Regions from separate parts of the Mus musculus genome. Here region 2 is linked to region 1. A link is a loop called in an ENCODE intact Hi-C map of the cell type or tissue named here. Cell type or tissue: heart. All regions are shown on one strand. Links, peaks and the distances in the headings refer to the core of each region. The heading gives the core; the rest is flanking DNA.

Evidence for each region. Peaks named below come from ENCODE experiments on the same cell type or tissue, not always from the same donor. Only the 100,000 strongest peaks of a DNase experiment are listed, where the experiment ranks them.
Region 2: it touches region 1 in a loop (2.1-fold over the local background); 1 of 42 quality-filtered maps calls a loop at or near these places.

What each region holds. Positions count from the first base shown.
Region 1 is chr5:137,313,367-137,318,730 of GRCm38, reverse strand. It overlaps Trip6 (thyroid hormone receptor interactor 6), which reads left to right and starts at 4,490. Exons shown (of 9, transcript NM_011639.3): 1 at 4,490-4,771; 2 at 5,023-5,150; 3 at 5,255-5,364. The coding sequence starts at 4,663. Slc12a9 (solute carrier family 12 (potassium/chloride transporters), member 9) reads left to right here. Exons shown (of 14, transcript NM_031406.3): 14 at 2,894-4,173. The coding sequence ends at 3,780. In heart, for the core only: CTCF peaks have their summits at 2,990 (motif pointing right) and 4,363; DNase peaks (open chromatin) are centred at 3,250, 3,650, 4,420 and 5,170; H3K4me3 peaks cover 2,517 bases; H3K27ac peaks cover 2,349 bases.
Region 2 is chr5:137,373,329-137,378,682 of GRCm38, reverse strand. It overlaps Ephb4 (Eph receptor B4), which reads right to left. Exons shown (of 17, transcript NM_010144.6): 17 at 4,161-5,171. The coding sequence ends at 5,042. Zan (zonadhesin) reads left to right here. Exons shown (of 88, transcript NM_011741.2): 88 at 1-46. The coding sequence ends at 1. Among named protein-coding and RNA genes, the nearest start is that of Ephb4, 26 kb to the right of the region's middle. In heart, for the core only: CTCF peaks have their summits at 1,260 and 2,239 (motif pointing right); DNase peaks (open chromatin) are centred at 1,302, 2,302, 2,842, 4,932 and 2 weaker places; H3K4me3 peaks cover 692 bases.

The DNA of each region.
Region 1 (5,364 bases), core at 276-5,275:
AAGGTCAACAGCATTGAACTTTGAACTGCTTGGTGCAAAGTGGTGGACAATTAGTTGGGCTTGCAGTCAGCTTCTGCTAAGAGGTTTGTGATATAACTACCATTTACCTCTAGGGCACCTGAGGGCCTTAGCTTTTCTTCTACAAAGGGGTCCCTATACTAGTGAGACATACCCTGAGGGTGAGGGAGATGGCTGCACTGGAAAGGAAAAGGTGTGCCTGGGGGCGTGGCATACCAGGTACAGCTGTTGCTGTGTAAGTAGGAGTTGTGTTCGGGTCCCCAGCACCATGTCAAAGCCGGGCACCTCTGGGCACATCTAATTCCAGCATTGGCAAGAAGGCTCTTAGGGCCAGCCAGGCAATGAACGCCAGATTCTGTAAGACCCTGACTCAAAAAATAAGGTAGAGGGCTGGCATTTTTGGTACCCACATAAAGATAGGAGAGAACTGACCCCATAAAATTGTCCTTTAACCTGCACATGAATACCTTGGCATCCATACCCCCCTTTCATGCACAACACAAGATGATGATGGTGATGGTGATGGTGATGGTGATGATGAAGGTAGAGGCCAGGTATCAAGGCATACACTTTTAACCCCAACACTTGGGAGATATAGGCCAGCCAGGGATTCTCAGTGAGACCTTGTTTCAAAAAAGAAGGGAAAAAAACAATTAGAAGTTTTTTTTTTCTTTTAAATGGGGTGTCACTAAATTGTCTAGGCTGACTTTGAACTCATGATGCCCCTGCCTTAGCTGGTTGAGTGCTGGGATTATAGGCATGAGCTGCCATATCCTGAAAATGAAGTTTCTGAGGCAGTAGCTTGGTGGGTTGCGGTCCAGCCTGGGCAACATAATGAAAATCTGGTCTCATAAAAAAAATTTTTTTTAAAGTAAAAAAAGTAAATCTCCAGCGATTATGGTCGGGGATGTGAGAGGCCCTTGCTTTATCTACTACACCACTGGGACTTCTTGGACAGCCTTGAGTCATTGTGCTTGCTCCAAGCCTAGCTAGGAAGGTTGGAGACCGAACGTACGGCCTCTCATGTGGGCAGACATATTCAGCTTCGTGCCCAAGCCCTCTCAGGCCTGAGGCCAGTGACTTCATTGCGTGGGGCCTGAGGCTGGTTCCTTATCTCTAAAAGGGGCAGACTGAATAGTACTTATCTCATAGCGTTACCACAGGGTTCAAATGAGGTAAATGAACGCTTTCTCTAGGATGTGGCCTCTGATAAACAACAGACACTTTCTGCCTCCTCTGGGTACCAGCCTGCAGACTGCTGTCCCTGGAGCTTTGAAGGAAGCTGCAAAGACTAGAGATAGATCGTCCTGGCCTCCCTTTAGGGGCCTGGGAGGTCTTCCCTGGAGATTGACATCATGAACTTGAATGGCCAGGCTCTCTGCTTTTATTTCACTCAAGCCTGGTGATGCAGGCTGTAATCCCAGCTACTCAGGAGGCTGAGGCAGAGAGGGCTGCAAGTTCAGAGCCAGCCTGGGCTACAGAAGTCTCTTTTCCTCAGTAGAGGCTAACTTGAATCTCTGGGGTTTTGCTTGCTTGTTTTCTGGTTGAGACAGGGTCTAGCTCTGTAGTCTAGGCTGGCATCAAACTAAGAGCAATCCTCCTGCCTCAGCCTCTTGGTTGCTGGGATTATGGGCTGGAGCCATCATGCCTGGTTGAAATGGCTTCTCCTAACATGAAAAAGATGAGCTGCTTAGGGCCTGAGGTTGATAACAGCCAACCCTAGCACTAAAAGAACCCAGATCTGGGGCTGTAGCTCATTGGTAGATGTCTTTGTCAGGGTTTCCATTCCTGCACAAACATCATGACCAAGAAGCAAGTTGGGGAGGAAAGGGTTTATTCAGCTTACACGTCTACATTGCTGTTCATCAGTAAAGGAAGTCAGGACTGGAACTCAAGCAGGTCAGGAAGCAGGAGCTGATGCAGAAGCCATGGAGGGATGTTCTTTACTGGCTTGCTTCCCCTGGCTTGCTCAGCCTGCTCTTATAGAACCAAGACTACCAGCCCAGGGATGGCACCATCCACAAGGGGACCTCCCCACTTGATCACTAGTTGAGAAAATGTCTTACAGCTGGATCCCATGGAGGCATTTTCTCAGTTGAGACTCCTTTCTCTGGGAAAACTCCAGCTTGTGTCAAGTTGACATACAAAACCAGCCAGTACAGTAGAGCACTTAGGTCCCTAAGGTTCCTCTCAGCACTCCACAAATCCCAGCACTTAGGAGGAGGATGTAGGAAGATCAGAAGTTCAAGGTTATCTTCTGCCACTCAGAGTTCAAAGAAAGCCCAGGATGCCTGGGACCTTGTCTGGAAAACCAAAAACCTTGAGTGAGTGAGTGCCTTAAATCCCAGAGCTCAGAAGAGAGAGGCAAGTCGATTTCCATGAGTTTGTGCTTAGCTGGTTCTACACAGTGAGTTGCAGCCCAGTCAGAGCTACATCATGAAACCCTGCCTTAGAACGATAAAGCAAGAAAACAAGCAAGCCAACAGACAGACAGACAGACACCCCCCCAACCCTAAAGGAAATCTACGATGGGGCTTGGAATATAGCTGTTCTTAATCTTCTTGATCGATCTCGTAGCACTAGCTTTAATCTCCAGCATCTCTCCTCACAAGGGAAAAACATCCTAAAGGGAACTTTACCTATTTAAAGTGGAAGAGATGAGTCCTAGAGATAGTCAAATAAATGCCTGTGAAAGTGTTTAGCCAAAGCCAAATCATTGTGCAAACCTGTGTCTGATGTTTGCTGTAAGGGCTTCGGCCAAGGAGGATACCATACCTCATGGCTGACCTAAGTGTGAGTGGGCGCGTTTTATGTGGTGTAAACTCAGTCCTCAGTCTGATTTCTGTTCCTTCCTGCCTCCCTTCTCTGCTCCTAGGCGGCATGAAGCCCAACACATTGGTGCTGGGTTTTTACGACGATGCCCCACCCCAGGACCATTTTCTAACAGACCCAGCCTTCTCTGAACCTGCAGAGGGCACCAGAGAGGGCGGGTCGCCAGCCCTGAGCACGCTGTTCCCTCCACCTCGGGCTCCTGGGAGCCCCAGGGCTCTCAGTCCCCAAGACTACGTGGCCACGGTGGCAGATGCTCTCAAGATGAACAAGAATGTGGTTCTCGCACGAGCATGTGGGGCTTTGCCCCCGGAGCGGCTAAGCCGGGGGTCCAGTAGCAGCGCTCAGCTACATCATGTGGACGTGTGGCCCTTAAACCTGCTGAGGCCCCGGGGTGGACCTGGCTACGTGGACGTCTGTGGCCTTTTTCTGTTGCAGATGGCTACCATCTTAAGCATGGTGCCTGCCTGGCACAGTGCCCGGCTCCGGATCTTCCTGTGCTTGGGGCCCAGGGAGGCTCCTGGGGCAGCAGAGGGAAGGCTTCGGGCCCTGTTGAGTCAACTCAGGATCCGGGCAGAGGTGCAAGAGGTGGTGTGGGGTGAAGGGGCAGAGACTGGCGAGCCTGAGGAGGAGGAAGGGGACTTTGTGAATGGTGGTCGAGGAGACGAAGAGGCTGAGGCTCTAGCTTGCAGTGCCAATGCCCTGGTGCGAGCACAGCAGGGGCGAGGCACCGTAGGAGGCCCTGGGGGACCCGAAGGAAGGGATGGGGAGGAGGGACCCACCACAGCCCTTACCTTCCTGTACCTGCCTCGACCGCCTGCTGATCCTGCTCGCTACCCCAGATACCTGGCACTGCTGGAGACCCTGAGCCGTGATCTGGGTCCCACCCTTCTTATTCACGGGGTCACTCCGGTAACCTGCACTGATCTCTGATGCCTGTTCATACAGGGTTGGATAGAGCGGGCCCAGGCTCATTCTGAGCAATGGACGCCCCTCCCCCCGCCCCAAGTGGGCCCTGCCCTTTGGATGATGTGTTAAGGGGACCATGGTCTCCTTTGGGCGGGGGAACGGACATAGTACACTAATTCTAGGTGGCTGCCCCATTGTAGGGGAGGACATTGCGGCCCTGTCCCTGGTCTTCCTCCGCTTCCTTCACTGGTGCCTTGACCAGAGGGGCTGGCCTCTTCTGTGACTCTAGGCTACCTCAGTGTCCCCATCCTGGCCACAGACGCACCGCCTCCCTCTCCCCGACTTCCTTGGGTGGTGATGTTTGTGTTTTGTTTTATTTTTCTAACTACTGACCATAAATAAAAGACCGAAACACTATGGGCTGGTGGAGCACTGCTGGTGGGTAGGTGAGAGGCAGCCGGGTGGGAAGGGAGAGAACCGTGAGGGGGTGGAGACAGATGCGTTCAGAGCCTGGGCCGAGAGGCTGCCACGTGCAAGACTGGGGCAGGGATCCGAGAGAATTGCTGGGCCAGAGCCTCTCAGAGCGGCCTGCAGCCCACCCTGCAGCTTGGCTCCGGAGGAGGGCGGTCTTCTCTTAACAGGAGGGGGCCAGAGAGGGGAAGGATTGTAGAATAAGGCTTGGGGCCACGTGACCCTCCCCTGGAATGTGGTGACGTCAGGGGGCGTGGTCGTCTCCAAAATTGGGGAGGAAGGGAGGAAAAAAAGCCAGAAAAAGTTTCTTTGCGGGAGTCCCAAACGGGGCGTGGGACAGTAAGGGAGGGAAAGGGCCCAAGGCTCCGAGCTCCAGGCTCTGAGCTTGTGGGGACCCTGACCTCTGTCTGGAGTGGAGTAACCCTATTCCAGACCATGTCCGGGCCCACCTGGCTTCCCCCGAAGCAGCCAGAACCCTCCAGACTCCCTCAGGGGAGATCGCTGCCCAGAGGCGCCCTGGGCCCGCCAACGGCCCACGGAGCAAGTAAGTGTTCCTCTCTCACACACGCCGGAGTAGCAGAAGAGCCGCTGGCCACCTTCCTTCACCTTTTCTCCCTTGCCTGCCTGCTTCCTGCTGTCCCTTTCCCAAACCAGAGGCCCCAGCTCTTGTGCAACTTTCCCTGACTCTTGGTTGATTCCCAGACTCCCGGGAATGTGAAGAAGGAGAGCCACCCTTAGAAGGGCAGCTCTACCGAGGTACCCTTCTCCAGTCCCACCTCCTGTCTCTCCCTTTAGCACTCCAGCCTCACCCCAGGGTCAACTTTTGCCCCCTCCCGCCTGAACACTGTTATCAGCCTCCGGGGGTACCGGAAGATCGGGGGCCTACTTGGGTGGGATCCCATGGAACACCCCAGCGCCTGCAGGTGAGAAGTGGAGATGAGGGTAGGGTCTCTCAGGGTCAAGGTGAAAGAAGTCTAGGTCGGGGGTGTCATCAGCATTTGTTCTTCCTCCTTTCCCTCTGTCTCAGGGGCTCCCTCCAGACAGGGGGATCATCCGCCCTGGCAGTCTGGATGCTGAGATAGATTCGCTCACCAGCATGTTGGCTGATCTGGACGGGGGTCGCAGTCATGCACCTAG
Region 2 (5,354 bases), core at 355-5,354, 60 kb before region 1:
AGCTGTCCTCAAACAGAGAAAAATATTTATTTTATTTTTTAAAATACTTTTTGTTTTGTGATTGTTATTGTGGGGGGATGGGCACGCGCCTGCCACTTGCGTGTCCTGAGAAGACAGTTTGTGTGAGTCACTTCCTTTCCTTTGTGGGACGTGGGGATTGAACTCAGGTCATTGGGCTTCACAGCAGATGCCTTCTTCACCAAGATACCTTGATAGACCCAGGCTTAATGTTTTTAGATATGAATTTCTCCCTGATTGTGGTGGAGACAGCTAGTCTGGGACCTAAAGAGAAAGAGAAAAGGGAGACAGATGTGTGTGGATCCCTGAAGGCTGAGTGCTGTGGAGGCAATGTCCCAGGGAGAGAACCTCAGGTTTCAGGAAGGAGAATGTCACGCATCGAAATCATCTCTGGTAGGGCACCAGCAATGGAAGACAGAAGAGGCAGGGAGGGAAGGTTCTGGAAGGAAGATGAGCTATATACCCCTCAAGACAGGAAAGACTGTTCCTCTGCACATCCTTTTTTAAGACAAGTTATTACGTAGCCGGGAATGACTCTGAACTCCTGATCCTCCTACCTCTGCCTGTTGAAATTACAGGTCTACATGTCTACACCCCATGGGTGCTAGGGGAAGATCCCAGGGTTCAGACACTGCCGTCTGCTGAGCCGATTCTCCAGCTCCTGTTGGGCATCTCCTTTACCCGTTTGAAAAAACATAACGTGTGTGCGTGTAGACATATGTGTTCATGTGTGTACATCATGTGTACAGACGTGACACCATCCTGCAAAGTCATGAACACATATGCTCCCCCAGACAGGGAACCAAGGATGAAGCAGAGTAGTGCCACCCCTGCGGTCCAGAGTTCTGGGATCGCTTGCAGGAATGTAGGGGAGTGGCTACGAACAGCCGGGAAGTGACCCCAAGGTAGCTGTGATGGCCTGAATGCTGGAGCCCTGGTGCTCGTGCTCGCTGCACAGCCTGCAGGCAGCTTGCCGGGTTGGCGGGGGGGGGGGGGGAGGTGAGGGGTGTCTCGGCTGGTCTGAGAGTGGTCTCGGCAGTCCTTGCTGTTCATATACGATTGGGAAGGAGAGGCTCAGGGCATTCGTTCTGTCGGTTTTAGGACTGAATCGTTTACTTCCTGGGCCTTAGGGAGCTTCCCTTAAGGGCATTCTGAATCATACTTTTGTTCCACTTACTTTATGTGTCTGTCTATAAGAGAGGGTGTCTGCCATCTGTGTGCACATGGCCACAGACGCCAGAAGAGAACGCTGGACTCCTGGGAACTGGAGTGACTGGCAGTTGTAAGCCGGCAACCAAACTCAGGTCCTCTGGGAGAGCAGCAGCAGGATGTGGCTCTCCAAGACAGGACGAACCCACTCGGAGGGAACTGTCATCTCGCAGGCACACGCTTCACTGTGCGCACTCTTGATGTAGTGGCCAGAGGACAGCCTCTGCCACCATTCCTCAGGTCCTTTCCGCCTTTTTTTTTTTTTTTTTTTTTTTTTTCCTCGAGACAGGGTTTCTCTGTTGTAGCCCTGGCTGTCCTGGAACTCACTCTGTAGACCAGGCTGGCCTCGAACTCAGAAATCCGCCTGCCTCTGCCTCTGCCTCCCAAGTGCTGGGATTAAAGGCGTGTGCCAGTGCCACCACTGCCCGGTCTCCCACTAGACTTTGACAAGGAGCTAGGCTGGCGGGTCAGCCAGTTTCCATGGAAACCGTCTCTCCCTCCCATATCTCCTCCACTGTCCTTGTGCTGTGCATCACTACATCGGGCCATTTACATGGGTTCTGGTCCTCATTAATGTGATGAACACTTTACCAAGAGAGCCATCTCTCCAGCACCCCAGTGGGCTTTCTTTTACATTTACTAATGCTCACACACATACGTAGAGGTCAGAAGACAGCAAGCAGGAGCCAGTGTTTCTTTACCATGCGGGGCTTAGGGACCAAGCTTATGTCACTTTTGGCAGCAAGCACTTGGACCTGCTGACATGTCACTGCTATGCCCCTACCCCAAGGTTCCCCCCCCCCCCCCGGAGACAGGGTTTCTCTGTGTAGTCCTGGCTGTCCTGGAACTCATTTTGTAGAGTTCAAACTCAGAAATCCGCCTGCCTCTGCCTCCCAAGTGCTGGGATTAAAGGCGTGCGCCACCAGTACCCGCCTCCAAGTTATTTTTTAAGGTGGCCTCAGTTTGCTGACCTGGAGCTCCCTGAGCTCTGAGAGGGCTTAGCCTGAATTCCTCCACTAGGGGGAAGCAAGGGCATTCTGGGTTTCCTGTTTCCGGTTGGGATTTTTCCAGAGGGTATCTATCCCTCATTCTTCGTTCCTTCAAAGAGCCCTTCAGGAGGTTGCTATGGGAACCGAGGGTGGAGTTACTGGCTTTAGGAGCCATTCTGACAACCAGGTAGAAGTGACCACCTGGTTCAGCCAAAGGAGGCCAAGGTGTATAATGGATCAGACTGTGAAGACCTCAAGAAACCAAGACTTGGCCAGAGTGCTTTGAGGCAGGGAGGACACAGGCCAGGGAGATATTATTAATCTGTGTGACAACTATACCTTTGGAGACCTTTCCTGAAGTCAGCCAAACTCAATATTATGGAAAGGGCCCAGGACAGGGGTGGGACATGCTCTGCAGGACCCTGGTTTCCCTCACTAGGACAGAAGGCACAGTGCCCCTCAGCAGGTTAACCTCCTGCCTAGAGCCCCATTTCTCCCCCTGGCCTCCATCTTTGTACTGCTTGGATGCTGTGACCTTCATCTTTCTTTCCCGTAGCAGCTCTCTGTGGAGGTCACTGTATCTAGCCAGGATGTCTGTTTGGCAGCGAAAGGCAGTTGGCTGGATTAGTGTCCCCTGGGACACTCCCCTTCCTGGTAGTAATGAGCCCCTCCCACCCTCCAGAGATATTAAATGTCACCCAGGGAGAGGAGACAAAGGACTTAGTGTGATTCATGCCATAATCCCAGAATTCCAGAGGCTGAGGCAGGAGGATAGTGAGTACCAAGGCTGGCCTGGGTTATTAGCAAGCCCTGGTTTACAAAATACAAGAAGGGGTATGGGTTCTGGCAGCTAGTTCAGTCAGCAAGCAAGCTCGAAGCTCCGCTGTTTGCAGCAGAGGAGGGGCCGGTGGGAATGGTAGTATGGGCTTACCCTTCTAGAACTGTGGAGGGAAGAAACAATTCCTAGGCCATGTGGCTGACCAGGCTAGCCCACATGGCCAGTTTTAGGGGAATGAGAGGACCTGCAGAGAATCAGTCTTTCTCACTTAATGTTCATGCATGAGCATGCACATTCGCGTGCGCACACACACACATTCGTGCAGGGGAAATGATAGCAACACTGCCTTGGGGCCAGTGTGTGAGGTTCTGCACCCCTCACATCCACTGCAGCTCAATCAGGCTAGCCTGCACTAACTGGCCCTTACAGGTGTCCCAATGGGAAGGCATACCCAGGAGCAGAGAGGGGGCCGAGAAAACAGTGGGGGAAGTGGAGAGGCTGGAATGGAGTATGGACCCTATCCTCCTTTTCCTTGTCTGGGAGAAGTTAGCAGCAGACTCATTGGAGCGGCTCCCCCTCCCCTTCCCAGGAGGCCAGGAAAACCTGCCTGGGCAGCATCTTGAATGGGGGAATTGTCCTGAGAGCTACCTGGCATAAGTACACAGATGTGAGGGCCCCCTTTCAGCCACTCCCCATCTTCCCCTCCCCTCACAGCCAATGCTGGCTCTCCCATTACCACCAAACCAACCCCAGCTATGGACATCCAGCCTAAGTTTGTGGGCACCTAACTGGGACCCCCCACCCACAGTCACCCGTGCCCCCTTATCCTTTTAAAGCAGTTCTAGGGCAGGACTATGGGCTACACGCTTGGCTTCTCTTATACAACCCCCTGCCAGAGCTAAGGAGACAGAGGAGGGGCAGAAGGTGTCTGCCCCACCCCGGAGGTGCCGGAGGCTCTTGGCAGGGGCAGCTGGAGCAGTTAGCACCAGCTGCCAGTGACTCACCTCCCACCAACCCAAACAAAACACCTTGGGGCTGAGAACCAACACCCAGCCCCTCCTCACACCATAATCCCAACCACCTGACCTGACCCTCCAAATCCACACTCCTAGGGGTCCCCTAGTCTCAGAAATCTGGTCAACCCCAGCTCCCAGTCACCCTCTGGACTGAGACATATCCCCCTTTTTTTTTTATTTATAAAAAAAAAAAAGTTTCTTTTTAAATATAATTTAAGAACCCCCTTCCAAGCACCGTTGTCTGCCTCTGTTGACCACCACCAACCTCCTGTCCCTTTTACAACATCACCCCCCTTCCCTCCACACAACACAGCTTGGGGGCACTTGGGGGGAGGAAAGGAAGAAGGAACTGTCTAAGGCTGTGGCATTTCCAAGGCACTGTTCTAGAACATATCGATGGGTCCTTGTTCCCAACAGGAGATAGTGGAACCAGGTGCCCTTTAACACACAAAATCTGGACAAGAAGGGGAGGGAGGGGGGAAGGAGGAAAAAATTAACAAAATAAAAAACAGTAAAACTTCAGAACCTTCAATATGAAGGCAGATGAGGGGAGGGGCATTTACAAGGGAAAAATGATTGCCTTTGGTGGTGACAGCAAGTCAGGACATCAAAACCCAATGATTACATCACCGGGTCCTGACAGCCCCTTCCTGCCTCCTGGGACGGCATTTTCCACTCCCAAGTTGGCAGGCTGGTCACCCTTTCTCTTTGGTCTGCAGGGACATGCCCGTTGAGGTGGAAGGCGCTTGGGGAGAGAGCCCTCTGGGAAGATGGGAGGTTAGAGACGTAGGGATGTTTCTTTGCCCAGTCTTGAGGGAAAGACTCACTCTGAGTTTGGGGTTCCCCGCCTGGAGGGCACATGTATGATCCCATATGGCACGGTTCCCCAAATCCTGGGTCTCTGACCCCCTCTGTTCAAAGTGCAATCCAATGGGAAGGCTGTGACGAGGGGGAGGGGCTCATCTTGTGAGTCCCCACCCAACTCTGCCCCCCGGAAAGAAGAATCTGCCACGGTGGTGAGTCCTTGGAGGTCAGAACTGCTGGGCTGGTCCCCCTGTCCCACCAGGGGCTCCTGGCTTAGCTTGGGACTTCATATGCTGCACACTGGCCAAGATTTTCTTCTGGTGTCCTGCCAGAGTGACTCCAATTCGGAGAAGGTCCCTGTGGAAAAACAGAAGGTTGGAGGAGTCCCGGGACCAGCCAAGCAGGGAGGCCACAGGAGGAGAAAGGCAAGAGTAATCACCAAACATTTACTGAGCGGCCTCCGTAGAAGAAGGAAAGAGAGAGTCCTCAGAGAGATTTTAGGGGGAAGAAGCTGCAGAGGTTGCCTTGGAGGAGAAAGAA